Regions from separate parts of the Homo sapiens genome. Here region 2 is linked to region 1. The links are chromatin loops, found by intact Hi-C in ENCODE. Cell type or tissue: CD4-positive, alpha-beta T cell. All regions are shown on one strand. Links, peaks and the distances in the headings refer to the core of each region. The heading gives the core; the rest is flanking DNA. Region 1 holds the start of LOC105371688 (a long non-coding RNA gene). Region 2 has its middle 50 kb from the start of ATP2B4.

Region 1 (12,533 bases), core at 3,093-11,092:
GCAGAGAAGGCTTGGGGTGCGGTCAGAGGCAGCAGGGTCCTGGATAGGAAAGCCTCCGAGGATTCTATTGTGAGTGCACGGGATCCTTCTCTGAGAAACCCACACCCCTTGCCGCCTTCTCTGCCTGTTAGTCATGCTGAAAACACGAGGCAGGAGGGAAAGGCAGCATGATTCACAGACTGGAGGGTGACAGTGACCAGAGCAAGTTTAACCTTTTAAAGAGGAAGGATCTGTTGCTTGGCTACCAGGCAACAAGGTAACGAGTGGAAATGGGGAACAGAAATGGAGAAAGGAGACCTAGAAGAGGGGCGGTGGAGAAAGGGCAGGAACCCCTCATGGGCTGGAGCCTGCAGAGGGAGGGAGAAAGTGAGCAGCTTCCAGGAGGTGTGGGGCTTTGAAGAAAGGGAACAGAGAGCATTTGAAGGAAGTGTGGGTGTAATGCAGGCCACCGTCTCCAGAAGACTCAGGCAGGTGCTTCACTGTGTCTTAAAGCTTTTAGAGTCAGATACTGGGTTCTTTAGGGTGTGTCTCCAGCTTGAAGTGTGCCTCACAGTAGACGCAGGAAGGCCTTGTTTGATTTGGGTTACAGGAGAAGCAGAGGCCCCTGTTTGGGGCTGCACTGTGGAGACTGGAATTTGGGTAGAAGGGGCCACTGCTCCCGCTTGGATACTAACCAGCTGTGTGGCCTCAGGCATGTCTGCTTTCTTCTATCCCCTCCTCTGGCCAAGAGAAGAGAAGATTCAGTGATCTCCAAGGTGCAGTCTGCAGCTCCGTGATCTCACATGTTCTTTTGTTTTCTTAACAGGAAGGCTACTCAGAGAGGGGTCCCCACAAGGGATGAGGGACAAGTTGCCTAACCCTGTGGCAGACGGCTCTGCTTCTCTTCATGGTAAGAGAGGAAAGTTACAGGGGTATGCCCCCTGGCTCCCCGGCATCCACACGCTGCTCAGACCCAGCCACCCCAAAGACACCACCCCTCCCTCAGGGACGGGGACTCCCAGGAGCCTCCCTCAGTTTCCAACTTTAGGTGCCAGGAATGGGGCTGGGTTTCCCCCACCCTCCAGAAAGGTAGAGAAAGGAGCCAAGTGACCCTGTAAACACGTCCCCAAGGAAGAAGGCTGCGACTTCGGCGGATGAAGCAGCCCCCTGGAAAAAGAAGGGCCCCAGGTGACTGTGGCCCTGAGAGCCAAGAGTTCAGCAGCTCTGTCCCTCTTCATGCTGTGGCTCAGGGCAGAGCCAAGCCCCAGGTCCTGCCCGGCCCTCTCCTTCCCCATCTCCTTCCCTCTAGCTTGGCGGCGGGGGGGCCTGTGGATAGCTTCTGAAACACACTGCCTGCTTTCTCATGCAGGATAAATGCCTCCCTCCAGAACCTGCCCAGCTTTTCCACCGCATTAGTAATCAGCGCACAGAACAAGCGCTTTCTCTCCCTCTCCTCCCCCGCCTCAGTCTCTCTCTCTCTTTTTTTCTCTCCCCCAGCCCCCGCTTCCTTTACCTACTCCTGCCTCCTCCCCACCTATCAGAGTCACTGCCACCTCCCGGGAAGCTGAGAGGGTTTATCATCAAATCAGGCTTTGTCATAAAGAAAACAGATTTATTTTCCTCGCTTTGAGAAGGTGCTGACAGGAGCAGCGAGGGAAGGGGTGTTTTGTATATTGAAAGCCTTTCTCCCCCTGTGGCTAAATCTCGCGCTATTTTCTAATTTACCTCAAATGCTGCTCCTCCAGCCTGCCTCTCCATACGCCCACGCTTTCAACCCCTACCTGTGAGCCTCTGCCCACCGGACCGGCTCACTTCTAGTCATTCCTTCATTCAATGTATTTCCCTTGTTCAGGATGTAGAGGCCTTTCTTACATGCCAGGGACTCCAGGTGCTGGAGATGTGAGACATACAGCAGGGCAAGGAGGTGGGGAGGGAGTTGCACAGGTACAGGAATAGAACATTAAAATACCAAGCAGTGGCCTGGAGCGGTGGCTCACGCCTGTAATCCCAGCACTTTGGGAGGCCAAGGCAGGTGGATTGCCTGAGGTCAGGAGTTTGAGACCAGCCTGGCCAACATGGTGAAACCCCGTCTCTACTAAAAATACAAAAATTAGCTGGGCATGGTGGCAAGCACCTGTAATCCCAGCTACTCAGAAGGCTGAGGTGGAAGAATCGCTTGAACCTGGAGAGGCAGAGGTTGCAGTGAGCCGAGAATACACCACTGCACTCCAGCCTGGGCAACAGAGCGAGACTCTGTCTCAAAAAATAAAATAAAATAAAAATAAAGCAGTAAGTGGGGACAGAGGCATGCACATGGCCAATGGCAGCACCAATGTGGAGCAGCCAGTTCATGAGGAGGCAAAGACCAAAGAAGGATCCTGAAAGCAGGGACGCTGGACCAGGACACCTAGGACTGGTGGAAGCTCCTGGGCATAGGGTGGGGGAAGGAAGGCACTCGGGGACCCTCAACAGAGGGAGCACTGTGCAGGCAGCAGCTGGCGCATGTGGCGTGAGCAGAGGTGGGGGTGGAGAGGGCAGGAGAGGCGGCTTCAGGGGGCAGAGCATGAAAGGAGCTCCTGCTGGAGTTTCATGGAGGGGTGATTGGTCAGAAGGCTCAGGTGGAGATTTGGGAAGTTCTGTGAAAGGTGGCTGTGACTGATGGGGACAAGCCTGGAGTCTGAGGAATTGGTGAGGAGGCTGATGCATGTAGATTAGAGGAAGATGTGAGTACTGTGTGAGAACAGAGGTAGCAGAGTTGGATGGGAGAAGGGTTCGGAGATGTCCAAGGAGCCATTCAGGGTAAGAGCTGAAAATCATTCCACAGAGGTAGGACTCTTTGGCAGAGGGAACAGCTGAATCCAGGGGAGGGCATGAGGGGGCTACCTGAGCATGTGGGCATGTGGCAGGGGAGAAAGGTGGAGGTGGGGCTGGGCAGAGGGAACACTGCTTGGGAGAGCCCCTGCCAGGGACAGGCCTGGGAATGCAAGCAGAGTGGGGTGGGGCAGCAGAAGGAGAGGCCAGCGACCCCAAAGGAAGGAAGAAGTGGGGGTAAAGGAGGAAAGAGTTGGGGCAATCCTTGCTCAGAGCACAGTGAAATGCTGTTTGCTGGGGGGAGGAAGTTAGTCCCTGTGGCCACTTTGTGCACCGTCTGGCCTCACTGCTGCCTTCATAGACTCCTGGAGCCACTCTTCATTCTTCGTAAGACTAGGTGACCGCATGATACTGAGCACCTAAGTGTGGCTGATACTAGCCATGGAAGAGGAGCAGCCCTTATGCTCAGGGGTCCCGGTTGATTAGGGCGGGGGTGCACATCAACCCCATCCATTAAACAAAGCAACCGACAAGTAACATCAGTACAGGAAGGCACCTAATATGAAATGAGCGAACGCTAAAGGGATGCCAGAGAGAAGACGCCAACAAAGAAGGAAGGCAGGGATACCCTCTCTGGCTCTGGAGCCTTGGGACTGGCGGATGCGACATCCATAATTCATAGCCCATCAATCCTGGAGGGTCCAGCGCTTTGACCCCTTTGGAAACGGCCCTCTTCTCTGACAGCTGAGCCCTTCCCCTTGGAGGCCTAGGGCAGAAAGGTTTCTCTGCAAGACATACGCTCGTGCCCTGCAGCCAGCATGATGGATGAGGAGGCCAGAGCTGCTGGAGCCAGTGGGGCTGAGCAGGGAGAGAAATATGATGCAAAGCAATTTTAAAAGGAGGTTCTTAAGGGCTGGCTGGGGGTGGGGCAGTTTGGTCCCTCTCTCAGCCATCTATCTCACCTGTCTGTCTCTCCAACTAGGTCCTCAGTTCTGTGGCACAGATGACAGGTTGGGGACAGCAGAGAGGGAAAGGTGAAAGATCAACAGTCCGTGAGATCTTCTCTCTTCTCTCTTCAGGGCTATGGATCTGGAAAGCTCCTGGGTGCATTGAGGAGTAGCTCACCTAGCAGCCAAGACCTATTCCCTGCCCCAGTGCCCCAGTGCCCCAGAAACAGGCCAAGCCCCAGACTCTCCTGGCATAGATACCGGCTCTGGTCCAGCCTCACACCATCAGGTATGGGAGACGCTGGGACCAGCAGCTAGCAGAGGGAAAATGACATATCCTAGGATTCAATCCAATCAGGTTTCCATCCCAGGGACCAAGGTAGAATAGAACAGCAGCCATTCTCTCTGGGAGCCGAACCCTGCAATTGAAGCTGCCTGGCAGGCTCGGCAGCCTGTAGGTGTGACCGGTAAGGCCTCAGCCCACTCTTTCCCCAGCCCTTGAATTCCATTTGTCCAGGCCTCCAGGCTGTACGGCACCCCTGCCATGTGCACATAAGACAGCAGGGAAGCTGACAGGCGACCACTGTCCTCCCACTCCCCATCAGCTGCTAGGTGAGTGGGGAGCAAAGAAACAGAAAGTCATGGGAACCACCCTCCCTTGCTAAGCAACAAATGTGCTAAGATGCTGAGCCAGGGGAGGGGGGACTGGAGCTGGGGGCAGCTGGTATTATTGGTCTCACCTGCCCAACAGACAGAAAATGGCTACATTATTGGTTGGGTAATTGAACTGCCTCTCTTTCCAGAGGTGAGCATGGGGCAGTCAGAATTACAGAGCATCTCTAAGCAGAGGCCTCCACTGCCTGTAGTTCCCTCCCTCCTAGGTATGGGTCCTGGGGAGGTTATACTTGGGGGGCAGTAACTGTAGGCAATAATGCTAACAGTGACAGACATGGTGCTCGGGACAGGAAGGGAGCCTTGGGCTGGGGTGGGCTGGAAGATTCCTCGGAGGAGGCAGCCGGTGAACTGACACTGCCCCTCCTCATTCGCTTAATGAGCCTGCCCTCAGGCCAGGCAGCCATGGAGGGCGTGCCCACACTGACAGCTGCCTAAGCACAAGCTTGTGCTTGGCAGGAACTGGCCTTGCCCACAGTAAGTGTGCAGTACAAATTTGTAGGAAGAATAAAAGGCTGCGGCAGCGAGTGTGTTTCTGAAAGTGAGAAGCTGGGAGACAGCTCTGCTGCTGGCTCTCTCCCACTCCTTCTCTCAGAGGCGGCTTCTTCTTCCTGATTCCTCCCCCTCCTGACCCCCAGGTCCTATGCAAGTATGGGAAATCCTCTGGGTACCCCAGGGAAAGAACAGGGGCCCTCCCTTGGGGCTCTTGCACCCAGCATGGCTGGTGGTGGTCAGAGAAGCCAGAAGGATGAAGCTGCCCTGGGCGCACACAGAATAGCATGTTCTGCTTTCCAGCCCACCCCCTCTCGGGGGCACAGAGCGTCACTGCCACCCTGTCTGTTCCTCAGAAAGCTCCAGAGAGTCCAGGCATGGTGGCTTACACCTGTAATCCCAGCACTTTGGGAGGCCAAGGCTGGAGGATGGCTTGAGCCCAGGAGTTTGAGGCCAACCTGGGCAACATAGTGAGACCTCATCTTTACAAAAAATAAAAATAAAAAATCAGCCAGGCATGGTGATGCAAGCCTGTAGTCCCAGCTACTCAGGAGGCTGAAGTAGGAGGATCACTTGAGGCCAGGAGGTCGAGGCCGTAGCGAGCTGTGATCATGCTGCTGCACTCCAGCCTGGGCAACACAGCAAGACCCTGTCTCAAAGCACACACAAAATAATAACAGAAAGAAAGCTCCAGAGGCTCCCTGTACCCCACCTCCCACTCTCCACTCTGCCCCACCCTGCTCTGCACCCCGTACCTGAAGGATTGACTTCTAAGGCTGCACCAACCAGGCCTTTGGTAGGGTCAGTTATGGAGACCTGACTGTGAGGATGAAAGGCTGTGGATTGCTCTCCACTCACTTACACACCCTGCTGGGCCTGGGGTGACCGTGGTTCTCCCCTGTGAAGGCCACGCTTCTGTGGGGCAGCCCCTCCTCCAGCCGTGCGCTCTCCAGGTCCCAAATGACTCTGCTCTGCTGCCTTCAAGGTGCTCTGCACTCCCTCGCCAGCTCCCCTTAGCCCAGCCCTGTTACATTCGCCATCTCTTCTGCTGGACTTCCACTAATACACACCTCGCACTTGCTCCCCTGACCAGGAAGAGAAAATAGGGAGAAAAGATGCTTTAGACTGCACTTCCTCCTTAAACAAGGCCTGGTCTGGTTAGTGCATGCAGATGGACCTGGGTTTAAATCTTAGTTCTGCCACTAGGTAAGTTATTGTTCTCCTGTTTTACTTTCTCCATCTGCAAAATGGAAATACTATCCTACTCAGGGCTGTCATGAGGATCGGATTAAATAATGTGCACACACATAGTGCTTACCACTATTTGATACTTAGAGCTCCACAAACAGAAGCTATTGTCCTGCTGTAAGAGAAGTATGACCTGCCCGAAGGTCTCCCACTTTGATCCCCTTTTGAGACCAGCCAGCAGTCCTGGTGACCGAGGTATGGGGCTGCTCTGGGTCTGTAAGAAACCGCCGGACAGTTCCTGGAACACGTATCTCAGCTCCTTCCCACTGCTGCCGGACAGTTCCTGGAGCATGTATCTCAGCTCCTCCCCTCTGGAGCTGCCCCTTCTCTCCCCGCTCACCCCCAAAAGCTTACCTTCCCAGGATACCGTGCCATCAGAACAGCCCAGGAGCAGCAGGTGTGTGTGTTTGAGGGGGCAGGGGAGTTAACAGAGACCCTTTGTATTAGCATCCCATTTGTCAGGGCAGGGACAGAGGCAGCCTGCCTCTCTCATGCATCTCCAAGTTTCCCTGGGAGAAGCTCATCAAGCTCATTATCATAACCAAGATCACAATGCTGGCTCCTTTCATCTCTGTGTATTGCTTGCTGTGACTCATTCACCAAGTGTCAGGGCTGATTAGGAGTCATTGGAGTTGTGTGGATCCAGATACGTCACTCCTTGGGAGTGGAAATCAGGTGACACAGGTGAGGCCAAGGTGACCCAGCAGCAATACTGCAGCCCCAGCCAACACCAGGCCTCCCAGGTGCCGAACACCTCCTAGGTCTATCATGTTCCCTGCCCCAACCATATGCTACAGCTAGGACACAACTTAGCCAGAAAGAGGAAAGGGAGAGAGGCAGTAGGGCCTATAGGACAGCCACTGTGTGCCAGACATGGGATTAAGCACTGTACACCCATGGTCTCATTTGATCCACACGTTCAATCAGATCCCATCTGCGTTTTACAGTTAAGAAAAATCTCTAAGGCTCAGGACGGTGGTATTCTTTGCCACATGACGCACAGAGCGTTCATTGGGGGGCTGCCAGCCCTACCTCCCCAAGGTGCTTTCTCCTGGAAAGGAATGCATCCTCACTGTGAGCAGGGTTGGGTGTCCACAACTGGGGGTGCAGCCATGGGAATGATGCCAGTCAGTAGACAAAGGATGAAATGGCTGAGCTGGTCAGGCCCGGGGTGGCTGGGAGCAACACACAGGGTGGGGAGTGGGGTCAGAAATGCCTGGGCTGAGGGCCATTCAACACCAGAGGCCCTTTGGGTGAGGAGCTGGGCCCAGGTGCATCTGCTGTCCTCTGAAAGATCCCAGAGGAGCTGGTGCATGGTGGGGAGGGGACAGAGGAAAAGGTACAAAACAGTTTTGCTTTGTTTTTTGAAGGGCTGGCTCTAATGCCAAAGAGACTCAGCCTTCGGGGTGGGACACTGCAGGGAAGACTGGACCAAGACTGTGGCTGGCCAGCCATGCCCCACAGGAGAGACAGGGGAAGTGGGCAATTCTATCAGAGGCCCAGGAGCCAGTCTGCCAAAGTGATCTCAGAGATGACATCATTGTCCACCATTGCGTTAGTCCCTAAGGCGACTCAGACAGAAACAAAGGGAAGGAGAGAAGCCAGGCAGACGGAGGAGAGCAGAGAAGTTCTTGGTGCACCCTGAGGAGGAAAGAAAGCCCTTTTCCTGGGGCGTTCTGGTGTGCAGGGTGCCTAGGAGGCACTCATGTCTGCCTCCTCCATCCTGTCTTCTCTTGGAAAGTAGAGGGGCCCAGATGTCAAAACAGCACCAGCTACAGGACTTCTAAGAGATGTTTCAGTACAGACATTCAGCAACAATGTGTCTGGGACATCGCCTGTCATGGACACTTTGGAGCAGACAGGTGGGCCCTCATCTAGACCCAGAACTCACCAGTGTCCACCACAAAGGCCTGTGATCATTTTTAACTGTTAACACCTAATCCACATCATATTTTCAGTAGAACTGAAAAATGCTCACATTACAAGACCATTTGTGGGTGTATGAAATAGTTAATATTTTTGATTTATTACATTTTCACTTGGCTTTTATTGGCCCTCCTCCCCTCTGCATTTGCTGTCAGGGCTTTATGTGCCATGAACTTGTATGAACTCAAGACATAATCACATCCTGGGCAGTGGGAGGGTGCCACGCCTCAGTCAGCCTCAGAAACCACCCCCCTAACCCGCCCCCAGTAACCCTGAGGCGGTAACAGACAAAGGCTTCCACCAGCCAGGGTGGTCTTACCCTCAGCACGCTAATGCAGGAGGGTGCCTAGTGGGCACACCGGGAGTCACAGCTTGGGCCACAGGATATCCCCCCAGTCCAGAGCCATCACTGACTCCAGAGCCCAGGCAGGTGGCTCTCACACAGGGCAGGCTTAGTTCTCTGGTGATTACATGTGGGATGACTCTACGCTTAATCAGGGTGGTTAGAGCCTACAGAGAACAGAGTTGGACCATGCAGGACTGATATCTGCATAGATCTGGAAGATTCTGCCACCAGTGATCTGCCATGGGGTTTTTCTCATCTATAAGAGTGTATGCCCTGGCTCCAATCCCAGCCCTGCCCCATCCTAGCTGAGTGACCTTGGGCACGCCACTCTGATTCTCTGAGTTTCTGTTTCCTCTGTCAAGTGTGCTGGAAAGTGCGGCATTGGAAAGGCTGATGTGATAAAGGAGATAACATGGGCGAAGCTCCTGACACATGCCTGAAACCTAGTGTGGGTTCAACAAGCATGAATTCTCTCTCACCCTCACCCCAGCCCCAGATAAATGACCAGCATGTTGTGGCCACAGCCCAGCTAGGCGCTTCCCACCCACCATCACCACTCCTTACCTGTTCCACAGACACCCAAACAGATTCAGTTCGCCCCTCAGCACCAGCAGGCACAGGGGAGTGGGGAGGACGCTGGGTGATGGTGGAGGGGGCAGAAAAGGGAATCCTCCCTGGTGTGAGGAGGAGAATTGGTGGTGTACCCAGCAGAGGCAGCCCCAGCTATGCCCCAGCTGGAAAAAACCGCCAGCTGGCCTCCGTGGAGGGAAGCCCAGGGTGGTGCCATTCCCCTCTCCATCCCCCCTTCCCTGCCACCAGACAGAGGCAGGGTGTTTGTGGGTTGAGTTCTCTCTATGACTCTGGAGCCCTGGGGACCTCACCTGCCTGGCTGAAAAGGTCCCGATGCCCCACTCTGCACCTGTCCTGGGGCCCTGGAGGCTGGTGTTTCCAACAATAGCTTCCAGCCCTGATTAAAATGCTGCAGCAGGGAGCATCAATAACCATTGGCAGCTGAGCCTCTAATAAGTATAATAATCACCATTAGGGAAAAGAGTAGGGGAGTGAGTGGGGCTGGTAATACAGTGATTATATTAATCTGCCTCCAGCCCAATCTGCATCCCTCTGCTCTTGGCATGCCCTCCTGGAGCCCGGCAGGAGGCACGGCGGCCAGCCAGAGCAGCCGGCCTGGCTTCACCCTGCCCCCAGCCTCTGGAGCTCCGCGGCCCCCACGCCCACTCCTTTCACCGACCTGAATAAAAGCTCCCTGCCTGGATGGGAGGAGACAAAGGGAATATTAGGAAGGTGGGTAGGGAAAGAGAGAGGCGTGAGGAACTCTGTGCATGGAGACGAGCGGACAACTGCTGAGCCTGAGTCTGGGGTTTGGAGTTCAGGTTTTGAGAGTGTCTCACTTCCTGAGCAGCATGGGGCTGGTAATTTATTGAATCTCATTTAATAGAAATGTACATCATGCTTACCATGTGCCAGGCATTGCTTAAAGCATTTTGCTGCTATCAACTCACTGAATCCTCATAATAGCCAACAAGGTAGATGTTATCCTCACTTTGCAGATGAGGAAACTGAGTCGCAGAGTTGGTTAAGTAACGTACCCAATGTGATGAAACCTTAAGTGGTAGATCCAGGACTTGAACCAGGTGGCCCAACTTTACTGTCTGTGCACTTCATCCCTTTCTATGCGGCTTCTATACCTCCACGGCTGGCACGTAGTAGACACTCAATAAACAATATTGACTGCTGGTGCACTAGGTGCCCCAAGGTCCTCCTCATGCCCTCACTCCCAGACCCTGCCAATTATGATATTTAGCACTATCCTGTTCCCCTTCGTATGTAAACCCCCATCCCAGAGTCTGAGAATGTTTCAAAATGCGTTTCTAACAAGCACTGGCAAGCGTGGAAGCGTCCTGGGTCTGTGGCAGAGCACCTCTTGTTCCTTCTTCTCCACTTTGTCTAGGTCTTGAATACGGACCAGGCCGTCCTCATGGCTGTGGGAACATGACACCAACCCAGAGGCCCTCTAGAGTGCTTTTTCTGGTGACATCCTTGCCTAGCCCTTCCATGTGTCTGATCTACTCTAAAAAGCCTAAAACTAAGTGAGCTGGTCTACTCAGCCACCGCCTTTCAGAGGAGGAGTTCGTTTGTCTCCAGAGGAGGAGTTTTATGAGGACGATATTAAGGTATTCATTAGAAATGGCCATGCAAGGCCGGGCGCGGTGGCTCACGCCTGTAATCCCAGCACTTTGGGAGGCCGAAGTAGGCAGATCACGAGGTCAGGAGATCGAGACCATCCTGGCTAACACAGTGAAACCCCGTCTCTACTAAAAATACAAACAAATTAGCCGAATGTGATGGCGGGCGCCTGTAGTCCCAGCTACTCAAGAGGCTGAGGCAGGAGAATCGCTTGAACCTGGGAGGCGGGGGTTGCAGTGAGTTGAGATCACGCCACTGCACTCCAGCCTGGGCAACAGAGACAGACTCCGTCTCAAAAAACAAACAAACAAACAAAAACAACTTCCTGCGCTCTTCTCCCCTAGGCCCAAGCAACCGCCATTCTACCTCCTGCCTCTGTGAATTTGACTACTCTGGGTACCTCATAAATTTGAGGAAGTGGCTCTATCATGATTTAGTTAACTGTTCTCTTAGGATTGATTACACAGATTGTTTCTGATTTTTCCTTATTATCAGTAATGTGGCAACAAATATATTTGTGCAACCAGTTTCTTTGTGTGGTTAGGATTATTCCCTTGGGATTGTCAGAATCAAGAATTACTGAGAAAAAAATAACCTGAACATGTTTAGGTTTTTGATGCATATTATCAGTTAGCTATCCTAAAGGATTTTAGTGGTTTATGTATTGCACCTGAAGCATTATATTAGCAATGTATAAACTTGCCTGTTTCTCTGTAAACTTACCACCACTGGCTTGTAAAAAAATGCATTGCTAATTTTTTAGGCAAAAATCGATACATCATTGTTAGACTAAAAATTTGTTGTGGCAACTGGAGTTTAGTGGAAAGAGTGCGGAACTTGGAGTCAGATCTATTTTTGGAAGTTGAGTATAGAGCAAAATGTCCCCGGAACTGAAAGGAGAACAAATAGCCACTCTTTTGAGCAGTTAGGCCCTAAGTGGGCTGGAAGAATGAAAGGAAAGGGAAGGAAAAGAGACTGATCTTTGTATACTGGGCACTGCCTTAGGAGATGGGAAGTTAAAGTCAGTAAGGCAGTCCCTTGATCTGTTCACAACTGAATAGATTGTGAAAAACAAACAAACAAATACGCCATTTTACAGATGAGAAAACTGAGGATGGGAGCTATAAAATAACTTTTGCAAGATCATACAATTCATCAGTAATGATATGAACTGCTAACAGCAATATATAGACTGCTAACCCCTAGCTAGACACTGTGCTAAGTACTTCATAAAGATCATCTCATTTGCTCATTACCTCCCCAAATCCCCATGAAGCTGGTCCTATTTGTTCCCATTGTATAGACTTCCCAGCATCACAGAACCCAAAGCACACTTGGGCAGCCTGCCTCTGCAATTTGATGCCAAGGCCTGTATGCACACCCTATCGTCTCTCACAGCACTGGACACCCCATTGCAGACAACACGGGGGCTCCTAAATGCCTCCCTCTGTTTGCTCCAGGCTGTTTCCTCTTCTGGAGACACCCTTCCCTATCCCCCACCCTTTTTTGGACTTGGCTAACCCATTCATAAGGATCAGCTCAGAATCAGCCCTGCCCCCTGCACCCCTGCCTCACCACATGCATGCCGTAGGTGTCCCTCTTACATGCTTTAGTGGGTAGACCTATTGCAGCACTTGTCCCACTATAGTGTCATTGCGTATGTGCCTGTCTCCCCAGGGAGATGCCTTTCAGATTATAGGCTGTGTTTTTATCCCAGTATTCCTTTACCTTAGCACTCCTGGCACACAATAGGCCTCAACAGGTGTTTGTGAATGAATGCTGTCTGTCATTCAAGCCCAGATTTGACCCATTCCAGAGACCGAGACTGAGGAATTTCCAGCAAAGCCGAATAAGGCAGAGTGGGAGGATGCACCGAAGCTGGAGCCCTGGGATCTTCTCCTGGGGAT
Region 2 (12,533 bases), core at 1,834-9,833, 56 kb after region 1:
GTCAGACTGTATGTCCCAAGCTTACTGCAGGAATGTGGCCACCGAAGCGTGGCTGTCTTCCTCCCACCCACAGCTGGTCAGAGCCTGAGCGAGACTAGAACTCTGGCCTCTTCACTCCCAGCCCAGCACCCCTTCCTCCACTGACTCATCCAGGAGACTGTGAACACAGGGGCCCCACAGCCTCTCAGCTCTCTTCTCCTGCCTGTCTCCTGCTCCCTAAATACATTCAACACCCAGACAGGGAATGGCTGCTCCAAGAGCCCCCCAAGGTCCCCTTCCCTGGTGTCTGAGTTGTGCCAAGGGCAGGCTGCATGGCCACCACTAAAGTTCCGTTGCAGGACTGGGGTAGCATTAGGGTTGTTTGGTTTTAAAAATGTATGCAAAAATGTCTTCAGAACCTCCATATTCTCAGGTAAAAGAATTCCAGTGCCCAAGATAAGAGGGACCAGGGAAGGGGATGGGTCTAATTAGATCCAGAGGCCTATGCTTTAGAAAAGGGCCAGGGGGCTGTCGAGAATTGCTGGGCATAGGGCTGGGCACAGTGGCTCACGCCTGTAGTCCCAGCACTTTGGGAGGCCGAGGTGCGCAGATCGCTTGAGTCCAGGAGTTTGAGACCAGCCTGGCCAACATGGCGAAACCCTGTCTCTACCAGAAAAAGAAGAAAAAATGCAAAAATTAGCTGGGCATGATGATGCATGCCTGTGGTCCCAGCTACCAGAGAGGCTGAGGTGGGGACATTACTTGAGCCTTGGAAGTCTAAGCTGCAGTGAGCCAAGATCTCACCACTGCACTCCAGCCTGTGTGACAGAGCGTGACCCTGTCCCAAGGAAAAAAAAAAAAGGAATTGATGGGCATAAGGCCAGGCACGTGGTGCTCATGCCTGTAATCCCAGCACTTTGGATGATTGAGGTGGGTGGATTGCTTGAGCTCAGGAGTTCAAGATCAGCTTGGGCAACATGGTGAAACTCTGTCTCTAAAAAAAAAAAAAAAAAAAAAAAATTCGCCAGGCTAATGTGGTGGTGCATGCCTGTGGTCCCAGCCACTTAGGGGACTGAGGCAGGAGGATTGCTTGAATTGGGGAGGTCGAGGCTGCAATGAGCCGAGATCGTGCCACTGCACTCCAGCCTGGGTGACAACGTGAGACCCTTTTTCAAAAGGAAAAAAGAATTGCTGGGCATGGGTCTTACTGGAGCTCTGGGGTGCTGCCTCTAGGGCAGGTGGTCTGAGCACGTTCACTTGGGAGGTGAACTTGCAGTAGGGGAGACAGTCTCACTAATTAGTAATAAACATCTTTATTTCTTTTCTTTCTTTCTTTCTTTTTTTTTTTTTTTTTTGGTGACAGAGTCTCTCACTGTTGCCCAGGCTGGAGTGCAATCGTGCGATATTGGCTTACTGCAACCTCTGCCTCCCCGGTTCACGCGATTCTCCTGCCTCAGCCTCTCTAGCAGCTGGGATTACAGGTGCACACCACCACGCCCAGCTACTATGTGTATTTTTAGTAGAGACGGGATTTCACTATGTTGGCCAGGCTGGTCTTGAACCCCTGACCTCATGATCTGCCCGCCTCAGCTTCCTAAAGTACTGGGATTACAGGAGTGAGCCACCATGCCTGGCCCAACGTCTTTATTCCTTAATGAACAGTCTCCGTCATCCACCTCCGACTTAGTTCAGTCTCCTGCTTTCTAGGAATGGAGCTGTCCCAAGGTTTCGTGGCTGGTGAGGGGAGGAGAGACACCCACTCCTTGCTTCCTTACCAGTCACGTCACTCTAAGGTAGAGAACCTGGGAGCGTGGGATTCTGGTTTTCCTTGGGTTAGTTTGGGGAAGGTGAGTCCTTAAAGCTGCCGGGATAACAAAATAAGGGAGTGGAAGGTAGAGGAGACAAGTCAGCTTGATAAGAAAGAGAATAAGAGGCGTCAGAATCCTCTAGAAGGCAGATCTCTTGCTTCCCTTATCCGAGGGGCACCTCTGCGCCTTCCTTGCTGCTGAGTTCCTTCTCCATTCCTGTGGGCCAGGGACAGGAATGCTGAGAATGGTTCAACATTTTATCCTGAGCTATTTTGAGGGAAAAAAGAGGGGGGACAGAGCTGAGTGGTGGAGCCCAATCACTCCCTTCTCTCTGGTTCCCACCATCCCCTCCCCCACCCATGTTTTCGAGTTGCCAAGGAAACCGCACAGCCTATCTGCATCTTCTGTTTTGTTCCTGTCAAAACCATGAAACTTTCTAAGGCCAAATCAGTGGGAGCTCTGTCAGAGTTGGTCAGCAAGGAGAGGCCGCTCCAGCGTGAAGCCTCCTGCACGGATGCCCTCCCACACAGCTGTGCATGCACACACGCACACGCGTGCACACACAAGCACACACCACCCCCACACACCCGCACCTCCAATCAGCCAGCCCAACCACCGGGAGGAGAGAAAAATGGAAAACAAATAGGGAAAAAAATCCACCCTGCCCACCCCACAGAGCCACACACCCACACTACTTCCATCCCCCTCTCCTCTGAGTCTTGCAGGGCTGGAGAAGTTTGGCACCCCAGGCAGCTCACCCACTCCAACAGCACCCTGCCACCTCCGGCGTGGTGGCTCCAGAGACAGCGTGCCAGTCAGGCTACCCTAGGAGGTGAGTCCTGGGAGCAGGAGGAGGCAGCAAGCAGAGAAAGGGATATGGAGGAATAGCCCCGTAGTTCCAGGCAGCAGTCACAGAGTGATGTGTGACCTTGCAAAGGTCACCTAAATACACTGCTCAATGTCACTGAGACACAAGCTGCTACATCGAGTAGTGAGTCCTCCATCACTGGAGGTATTCAAGCAGGTGCTGAATGCCCATCTTTACAGGAGGCTCCTATAAAGAAGACTCCTACTTCAAGTGGGAGCTTAGGCCAAATAATCCCTGAGGTTCTGTTGGCAGGAAGATTCCAGAATCCATGGTTTAGAGCCTTTGTGTGCCACAGGACCACTTAGCACATGATGGCCTAGGGGCTGAGGGCAGGGGGTCACCCCTTCCTCCATACACAAGCATTCACCTATGCAGCTGACCTTCCCACTTATCAGCCAGGAGCCTAGCCATTGCTTTTCCTGGAAGGCTTACGTGGGTTCAAGAGTAGATGCCTAAGGAAAACCCAGCAGGGCCAGGCTTGGTGGTGCACACCTGCAATCTCAGCACTTTGGGTGGCTGAGGTGGGAGGATTGCTTGAGCCCAGGAGTTTGAGACCAGCCTGGGCAACATAGTGAAGCCCTGTCTCTACAAAAATTGTAAAATGTAGCTAGGTGTGGTGATGCGTGCCTATAGTCCTAGCTACTTGGGAGGCTGAGGTGAAAGGATCACTTCAACCCGGAAGGTTGAGGCTGCAATGAGCCGTAATTGTGCCACTGCACTCCAGTCTGGGTGACAGAGCAAGACCCTGCCTCGAACAAACAAACAAAAAAACCAAGGGAGGATTTCTGGGCATGAGAATTAGAGAGGCTAGCGCAACCAGCTTCGGGTGAGGCCCTGTCCAGAAAGCCGATTTCTGCCTGAAATAAAGACAGGATCGTGTTTTGAGAACCAGCTAAGAAAGTGGCCTTATTTTCTCAAAGATGAGGAACTGAGAGAGGTGGTCTCGCTGGCCAGGGGAGAAAGGGGTTGTCATCAGGAGAAGAAGGCAAAGTAGAGGCAATAATGTAAGCTCCTTAGGATCAGGGAGAGTGCTGGGTCCTAGAATCCAGACCCCTGGGAACTATTGCCCCACCTGTGCTCTGCACAATGGTGCCCACGGAAGGGGTGAACTGGGGCTGAAATCCAGCCAACCAGTGCCTCCTGTAGGACAGAGGCTGCCTGGAGGAGGGTCACCATCAGTTCTTTTTCCTGATCCTCTCCCTCCTACCACCCCACCCTCCGGTAGGCCCCAGTGTGTGTTGTTCCCCTCGACGTGTCCATGCGTTCTCTCATTTAGCTCCCACTTATAAGGGAGAACATGCAGTATTTTGTTTTCTGCTCCTGCGTTAGTTGGAGGCTCCTTTTTCTAAATCTCACCCAGGGTCAGTAGCGGCCCTGCTCACACCCATCGCACTGATCTTCCCATAGGAAGATCATCATCAGTACCCTATGATCTTCCTAAGGTACTAGCCTTACTGAGACCCTCCCTACTTAAACTCTTCAGTGGTTGCCCGTTTATCCTAATGGGAAAAAGGCAAATTTCTTAGCCTGGTTGACAGGGCCCTTTATCTTGTACCTCTCCCTGCCCATCTCCATCTTCCCAGTCTTTTTTTTTTTTTTTTTGAGACGGAGTTTCACTCTTTTTGCCCAGGCTGGAGTCCATTGGTGCGATCTCAGCTCACCAATGCACTCCTCTGCCTCCCAGGTCCAAGCAATTCTCTCGCCTCAGTCTCCCGAGTAGCTGGGATTACAGGTGCCCACCATCATGCCCAGCTAATTTTTTGTATTTTTAGTAGAGACGGGGTTTCACCATGTTGGCCAGGCTGGTCTTGAACTACTGACCTCAGGTGATCCGCCTGCCTTGGCCTCCCAAAGTGTTAGGATTACAGGGGTGGGCCACCACACCCGGCCCCCAAGTCTTTTTAACATTTTCCAGTGCTCCAGCCACATCACCCTACCTACCTTCCCCCAAATTCTGTATTCTACACTGCCCAGCTTCCTCAAGGTTCTTTCCAGCCTAGATCAGACAAGGAACTCAGTTGTGAACAACAGAAACCATCTCTCACTAACCAGCAGACAAAGAATAGTCTGGGCCAGGCTCAGTGGCTCACGCCTGTAATCCCAACACTTTGGGAGGCTAAGGCGGTGGATCACCTGAGGTCAGGAGTTCAAGACCAGCCTGGCCAACATGGTGAAACCCCGTCTCTACTAAAAATACAAAAATTAGCTGGGCATGGTGGCGGGTGCCTGTGATCTCAGCTACTCAGAAGGCTGAGGCAGGAGAATTGCTTGAACCCAGGAGGTGGAGGGTGCAGTGAGCGGAGATTGCACCACTGCACTCCAGCCTGGGTGACAGAGTGAGACCCAGTCTCAAAAAAAAAAAAAAGAATAATCTAGAAAGTTAAATTCTGTTAGCTCAAGAGTTGATGGGCAGCACCTGCCCTCAAAGTCGGGAACCAAGGGATGCTGGTGGCAGAGAACACTCCAAGATCACAAGACAGGGAGCACCTTGTTAGGGCACTGCTGCTGGTTCTGCCCCTCACCATCCACACCACCCCCAACACTAGATACTGTTCCTGAAGGAGTCCAAAATGACCACCACTGCTACGAATGACTGCTCCTGCCCAGGTCCCAAAGATCCCAATGGGAGCACCAGATTGGCTGAGCTCAGCTTCCAGGGCCCATCCTCACCCCACCCTCACTCTGCCCATGCCACATTTGTGGCGGGGGTTCGGGGGGAGCAGGGAGACACAAACCCTGCCCTCATCAGCATGTGGTCAAAGGTAGAATGCTTCCCCAACTAAGACTCCTATAATGAGGAATTCCCTCCAAAATAGGAAAGTTGCTCAGTACTGGACAATCAAAAACATGACAAGTGTCAACTCCACTGTCCCTGTCTGCCTCATCAATTCCTATTCACTCCTCGAATGAACTCCTGTAAAACCTCCCTCCAGGCTGGGCACAGTGGCTCACGCCTGTAATCCCAGCACTTTGGGAGGCCAAGGCAGGTGGATCACCTGAGGTCAGGAGTTCAAGACCAGCCTGACCAACATGGTGAAACCCCGTCTCTACTAAAAACACAAAATTAGCCAGGCGTGGAGGTACACACCTGTAATCCCAGCTACTTGGGAGGCTGAGGCAGGAGAATCACTTGAACCCGGGAGGTGGAGGTTGCAGTGAGTCGAGATCGTGCCATTGTACTCCAGCCTGGACAACAAGGGAAAAATTCCGGGCTGGGCGCGGTGGCTCATGCGTGTAATCCCAGCACTTTGGGAGGCTGAGGTGGGGGGATCACCTGAGGTCAGGAGTTCGAGACCAGCCTGACCAACATGGAGAAACCCTGTCTCTACTAAAAATACAAAATTAGCCAGGCATGGTGGCGCATGCCTGTAATCCCAGCTACTTGGGAGGCCGAGGCAGGAGAATTGCTTGAACCTAGGAGGCAGAGGTTGCGGTGAGCGGAGATAGCGCCATCGCACTCCAGCCTGGGCAACAAGAGCGAAATTCTGTCTCAAAAAAAAAAAAAAAAAGAGAGAGAGAGAGAGAGAGAAGAGGAAAAATTCCTTCTAAAAAACCAAAAAACAAGCAAACAAACAAACAAACACAAAAAAACAAAAAAAAAAACAAAAACCTTCCTCCTACCTAAGCACGCTTCAGTGACCCCTCTATGTTTTCATAGTACCTGATATTTACCTCCACCAAGGCCTTCTTATTTTAGCAAAGTGGTTTTCAGATTTGTCTTCCTCACCAGACCGTGAGTTCCTTTGGGTCTTAGAGGGGGACATACTCATCTGTGACCCCTTGTCGGTATCCTCTGTCCCCATCCCCATGGGCAGTGGTAGTGGGAGCTCAGTAAATGTGTGAGCGAATGACAGAATGAATATGTTCATCCCTGAGGGTCCTCACATGAAAGAAGATCAGCTTAGAGCATCTTACGTGCCTGGTGGAGTATGATGAATGCGATCCTCACTACAGAGTTGGGGCGCAGAGAACTAAGGAACGAAGCTAAGTGCTTATGTTTAAAAGTACTAGACAGAAAAGCTGTTAGCAAGTGATCCTCTTTCTTAAAGAGCTGTAAGGTACATCTTCCAAAAGATACTCTAGAGAGGGACCTGGTGGGGTATGCATCCAGCTGTAACCCGGAGGCCTTGGTGGCTGTAAATCTGGAATTGTGTGGGTTGAGATGAAAACGCTTTCCAGTCATTAGGCCCCATTGTGAAGGTAATTATATAAAGTCCTGATGCAGACACCTGGGCCAGGAGTGGGCTGGATCTGCCCTGAGTGGCCCCCACAGGGGAGAAGAGTGGGAGAGAAGCATCTGGAAAGATACAGGAGGGTAGCAAGAGCTGATCAAAATAGAAGGGAAGAAGCAGAAGAGAAGATGAGGGAGAGAAGTGCCAGGAGAAAGACCACATAGGAGCCAAACCCGTTGGACAGGGGTCTGCAACCAAGGAGCTGAGGCCTGGAATGTAACTACTGATGGGGAAACAGAGGGCATGGGATTGAGCTTGCTGCTGCCAGGGAAAAGAGGCAGAGAGGGGTGAATAAATAGTGAATGCCTACCTCAGTTAATCAAACATTTATTACATGTCTACTACATGCTAGGCACTGCACTAAGGCACTAAGGATACAAAGGTACAAGATGGTATACATAAGCACATGCAAACCCCGTTCATTCCGGGATTTACAGAGCAGTGAGAGAGACACAGACAAAGCCTGAGACTATGAAAATTTGTTCGGCAGAGAGCAGTGGCTCGCGCCTGTAATCCCAGCACTTTGGGAAGCTAAGACTGGAAGATAGTTTGAGGCTAGGAGTTCAAGACCAGCCTAGGCAATGTAGTGAGACCCCCATCTCAACAAAAATAAAAGTATTAGCCAGGCATAGTGGTGCACACCAGAAGGCCCACTTGAGCCTGGAAATATCGAGGCTACAGTGAGCCATGATTGCGCCATTGCACTCCAGCCTTGACAACAAAGCAAAACCTTGTCTCAATAAATAAATAAAAATAAAAGCATGCCCTGGTCACCTTTCATGGCACAAAAGCATTATTTAAAAAAATTGTTAGATAGAAGTAAGAGAAGAAGAAGAATGCAATGGGAACACAATAAAGGGACACTTCCAGCTGGAGGAGACGCCCGTTGAGCTCAGTGTTGATGGATGGGTCAGTCAAGGGGAGAGAGGTGGGAGGGGGCTCCTGCTAAGGAGGCAGCATGAGCAAACACATGGACACACAGGCCAATGTGGAATGGGATGCAGAGGTGATGGGGACATGACAAGAGCCGGAGAAGCCAGGTGGAACCAGGTACAGCCACGTGTGCCAGACTAACGGGCTTGACTTCAACCTGCAGGTAATGGAGACTCATTGACAGGTTTTCTCAGTGCCTGATGTGGTGAAATTTGCATTTTAGGGGTGTCACGTTGACTATAGTGTGAGAGTGAATTTACGTAGAGGAAGACTGTAGTCAGGGAGACCAATTAGGAGTTGATTGCCATTGTCAAAGTGAAAGATGTGGTGCCATTATCTGAGATGGAGGACACAGAAAGAGAATAGTTAGCAGGAGGGAGGGGTGATGATGATATGTTTGAGACAAGTTGAGTATAGAATGTTTGTGGACTACTTAAGAGCATGTGTCTAACAGGCATTTGAATATGAGCATAGGAAACTGAAGGGAGAGGTGGCAGCTGAAGACACGGATTTGGGCTTCATCAGCAAATGGATCATAGCTTCAGTGGATGGAAGTGAACCAGCTCTCCCAGGAAGAAAACACACAAAGCCAAGCAGTGGGCTCAGGCTTGAACTTTGAGAAACTCCCATGTTTAAGGGGTGCTGAAAAAGCGGCCTCTAAGAAAGACAATGCTAGAGGGAAGTCAGAGAGTCAGAGAAGTAGAAGGAAAACCAGCGAAGACTCAGGGCCACAGAAGACAAGAAATGGGAGGTTTCAGGAAGGAAGGAGAGGACAACAGGGTCAGAAGCAGCGGAGAGGCCCAAAAAGATAAACTGCAAGTGGCCACTGGGGTTTGCAAAAATGGAAGTAATGGATGATCTTTTTAAAAATGTATGTTGTGTGGTGTAGGGCAAGATATTAGCAAGTGGTGAAGTCTAAATAGTGTATGGGAGTTCCTTTTTTTTTTTTTTTTTTTTTTTGGATGCAGGGTCTCACTCTGCTGTCCAGGCTGGAGTGCAGTGGTGCGATCATAGCTCACTGCAGCCTCCAACTCCTAGGCTCAAGCAATCTTTCTACCTCAGCCTCCCAAGTAGCTAAGACTACATACAGGCACATGCCACCACAACTGGCTAATTAAATATGCCCGGCCTCTTGCAACTTGTCTTTGGGTTTGAAATTGCATGAAAATAAATAGTTACCCCCTAGGGCCAGGTGGCACATGCCTGTAACCCCAGCACTTTGGGAGGCCGAGGTGGGCAGATCACTTGAGGTCAGGAGTTTGGAGACCAGCCTGACCAGCATGGTGAAACCCCATCTCTACTAAAAATACAAAAATTAGCCAAGCGTGGTGGCTCACACCTGTAGTCCCAGCTACTTGGGAGGCTGAGGCAGGAGAATCACTTGAACCCTGGAGGTGGTGGAGGTTGCAGTGAGCCAAGATCACGCCGCTGCACTCCAGCCTGGGTGACAGAGCGAGGCTCCGTTTCAAAAAAAAAAAAAAAAAAGGAAAAAGAAAAGAAAAAACAGTTATCCCCCCAAAAGTGGGTTTTTGTTTTAAAATAATGAATAATGCAAGGTCATTTTTAAGATGTATACAATTCTAAAAGGCATAGACTAGAAAATGAAAATTCCCCTTTCCCTCATCAGTATCTGAATCCCACCCTGCAATAGTAACTTTGTCATTGTTAATAGTTTGGTACATTTCCTGCCACATTCACTTTATTTGTTGTTCTTACAAAAATACAATCATACTATATATTCTATTTTGCTATTTAAAATATACCACAGGCATTTTGTCATGACAGAATACATGTTTTCACCTTCATTCTTCAACACTGCACAGTATTCTATCATATGGATACTCATTCATTATTAATTCTGAAATTTAAAACCTTTTTAAAAGTACAGAAAATAAAATAACGGACACCCATGTAGCTACTTTTATTTTATTGTATTTCATTTTATTTCATTTTGAGATGGAGTCTTGCTCTGTCACCAGGATGGAGTGCAGTGGTGCTATCTCGGCTCACTGCAACCTCCGCCTCTTGGGTTCAAGCAATTCTCTGCCTCAGCCTCCTGAGTAGCTGGGATTATAGGCACCCACCACCACACCTGGCATTTGTTTTTGTTTTTGTTTTTGTTTTGAGATGGAGTTTTGCTCTTATTGCCCAGGCTGGAATGCAATGGCTCGATCTCAGCTCACTGCAACCTCTGCCTCCCGGCTTCAAGCGATTCTTCTGCCTCAACCTCCTGAGTAGCTGGGATTACAAGGGTGCACCACCATGCCCAGCTAATTTTGAGTTTTTAGTAGACATGAGGCTTCACAATGTTGGTCAGGCTGGTCTCGAACTCCTGACCTCAGATGATCTGCCCACCTTGGCCTCCCAAAGTGCTGGGATTACAGGCATGAGCCACTGTGCCTGGCCCAGCTATTTTTGTTTTGTTTTGTTTTGTTTTTGTATTTTGTATTTGTGTAGAGACAGGGTTTCACCATCTTGGCCAGGCTGGTCTTGAACTCCTGACCTCGTGATCCACCTGCCTCGGCCTCCCAAAGTGCTGGGATTACAGGCATGAGCCACCACACCTGGCCTGCAACTACTCTTTTAAAACAAATGTTAACAGTCTGTGATACCTGTTTTAGATTCTTTTTTGGACTATAGTGGGCTTGCCTGGATGAGATATGATTGAAAAGCCCCAGGATGGCCAGAAGTTGCTTAAAAATACAGCCTGACCTCATCACACCCCTGCTTTAACCTTTTCAGTGGCTCCCATAGCCTCTAGGCTCAGTCCAAGCTCTTTAGTAAGGCATTCCTATGAGCCTCGGCCTGTGTCCACTTGCCTTCCTCTCCCCGACACAGCCAGGCACAGGTCCTTTCATTGTCCTTTCCTCAGGCTCATCTCTCTAGCTGGATTAATTCCCCATTCCACTCGGCTGCCCCACCACCATCCCACTTGGAGAATACTTAGTCATCTTTAGGACCCAGCTCAAGAGTCACTCGGGTGCCCCACCCCTGCCAGGTAGGACTGAACTCTTCCTATCCCCACTATTATGGCCTCCATCTGTTTCTATCATAGAATTTTGCTTTGTTTGGGGTTTTGTTTTGTTCTGTTTTTGAGATGGAGTCTTGCTCTGTTGCTCAGGCTGGAGCGCAGTGATGTGATCTTGGCTCACTGCAACCTCCACCTCCCAGGTTCAAGCAATTCTTGTGCCTCAGCCTCCTGAGTAGCTGGGACTACAGGCACGTACCACCACGCCCAGCTAGTTTTTTTGTTATGAGACAGGATCTTGCTCTGTCACCCAGGCTGGAGGGCAGTGGTGCAATCTTGGCTCACTGCAGCCTCAACCTCCCAGACTCAAGCATTCCTCCCACCTCAGCCTCCCAAGTAGCTTGGACAACAGGCACACACTACCACCACATCCAGCTAATTTTCTTATTATTTTTTGTAGATAGGTTCTCACTATTTTGCCCAGGCTTGCCTTGAGCTCCCAAGCTCAAGCAATCCTCCTGCCTTAGCCTTCAAATGTGCTAGGAATATAGGCGTGAGCCACCGCACCCAGCCTGTCGCAGAGCTCTTATCCTTGGCTCCCCTTTGTTGAACTGCCCATCACCCACCCTGGACTATAAGTCCCTTGAGGACAAGATCCTTGTCTTATTCTTCTCTGACTCCCCAGTGCCTGCACCATGACTGGCACACTCTGCAAATACTCTTTAAATAACCTTGTGGGCTCTGGAATCCCTGGTGGCAGAGCAAAGAGTTAGGTGGGCAGCCTGACTCCTTTCTGTTGGTCTCCAATAACAAGGTGCCCAGGAGCACTCTGGATCTCCATAATCACCAGGGTCCCCACCTGCAGGGGCCCTGCTCCACTTTCCCTGTGTCCTAACTAAGCCGAGCAGCCCCAGGTCTCCCTGCCCACTCGCTGGCTCTCCCGCCCACATTGCCCGCCAGATGCCCCTCTGTAGAGTCAGCAGGGAGCACTCAGAGGAGCTCATTACTTAATGGTCAATGGACCAGACTCCTGTCTCCCCAATGAGCCCACAAAGGCTGTTTGGAACACGGCCCCAATTCCTGTAAATGGAAAGCGATTTGCACTCATTCCCAAGATGAATCATTTTGTTTTAATCGCCTGTCCTTTTGCTGGCACTGCCACTGTCACGGCTGCCTGCTCTGCCTTTTGGCCGTCTGTTGGAGGGATGCTCTTCCAGGCCCTGTTAATTACTGAGAAGGGAGGTGCATGAAGGAGGAAACAGAGGGAACCCCCAGAAGGAGCAAGGTAATAGGCAGCAATGGGTCAACACTAATGAAAATGATATGACTGCCCTTCCAGAACCCAGGCAAATATCCCAAACAGGCAGACAGCAGCTCCCAACTTGCGGCCCCTTGGGGGGCTTCTCTGGAGACCAGACAGAGCTAAAGTGAAGGGAGCATCCAGCCCTCTCATGCCCCTAGGGAAAGCTTCCCCATCTGAGCTCCTCTGAGCTGGATTAGCTGGGTGATAGACCCTAGGGAAGAGGGGGAACAGGAAAATTGTGGGGCACAGAATTAGTTCCTTGAATTTTGGTATACAATTGGTGGCATGAAGAGACAATAAAATTTACATGCATTTTTTTTTTTCCTAAGGCAACAATTCCAGGAGTCCATGTAGGATGGCAGCCACGTTTTCTTCCCATCTATGGGAGGGCCGATCCTATAGATCTATTGGGGAGAGTCCAGCCTGCTGTCACAAAAGGGAG

The links. Hi-C counts contacts between places; a loop is a spot of excess contacts. Peaks named below come from ENCODE experiments on the same cell type or tissue, not always from the same donor. Only the 100,000 strongest peaks of a DNase experiment are listed, where the experiment ranks them.
Region 2: it touches region 1 in a loop (1.8-fold over the local background); 3 of 110 quality-filtered maps call a loop at or near these places.

Annotation. Positions count from the first base shown.
Region 1 is chr1:203,512,838-203,525,370 of GRCh38, forward strand. LOC105371688 (a long non-coding RNA gene) reads right to left here and starts at 6,561. Exons shown (of 5, transcript XR_007066807.1): 1 at 6,504-6,561; 2 at 675-5,986. LOC124904488 (a long non-coding RNA gene) reads left to right here and starts at 60. Exons shown (of 3, transcript XR_007066809.1): 1 at 60-256; 2 at 806-889. RefSeq lists enhancers at 1-840, 4,314-5,145, 5,978-6,809, 6,810-7,642, 9,308-10,138 and 2 more and a silencer at 4,624-4,918. In CD4-positive, alpha-beta T cell, for the core only: no CTCF peak of the experiment used is centred there; a DNase peak (open chromatin) is centred at 7,684.
Region 2 is chr1:203,570,148-203,582,680 of GRCh38, forward strand. No RefSeq gene overlaps it. Among named protein-coding and RNA genes, the nearest start is that of ATP2B4, 50 kb to the right of the region's middle. RefSeq lists an enhancer at 1,831-2,713. In CD4-positive, alpha-beta T cell, for the core only: no CTCF peak of the experiment used is centred there; no DNase peak of the experiment used is centred there.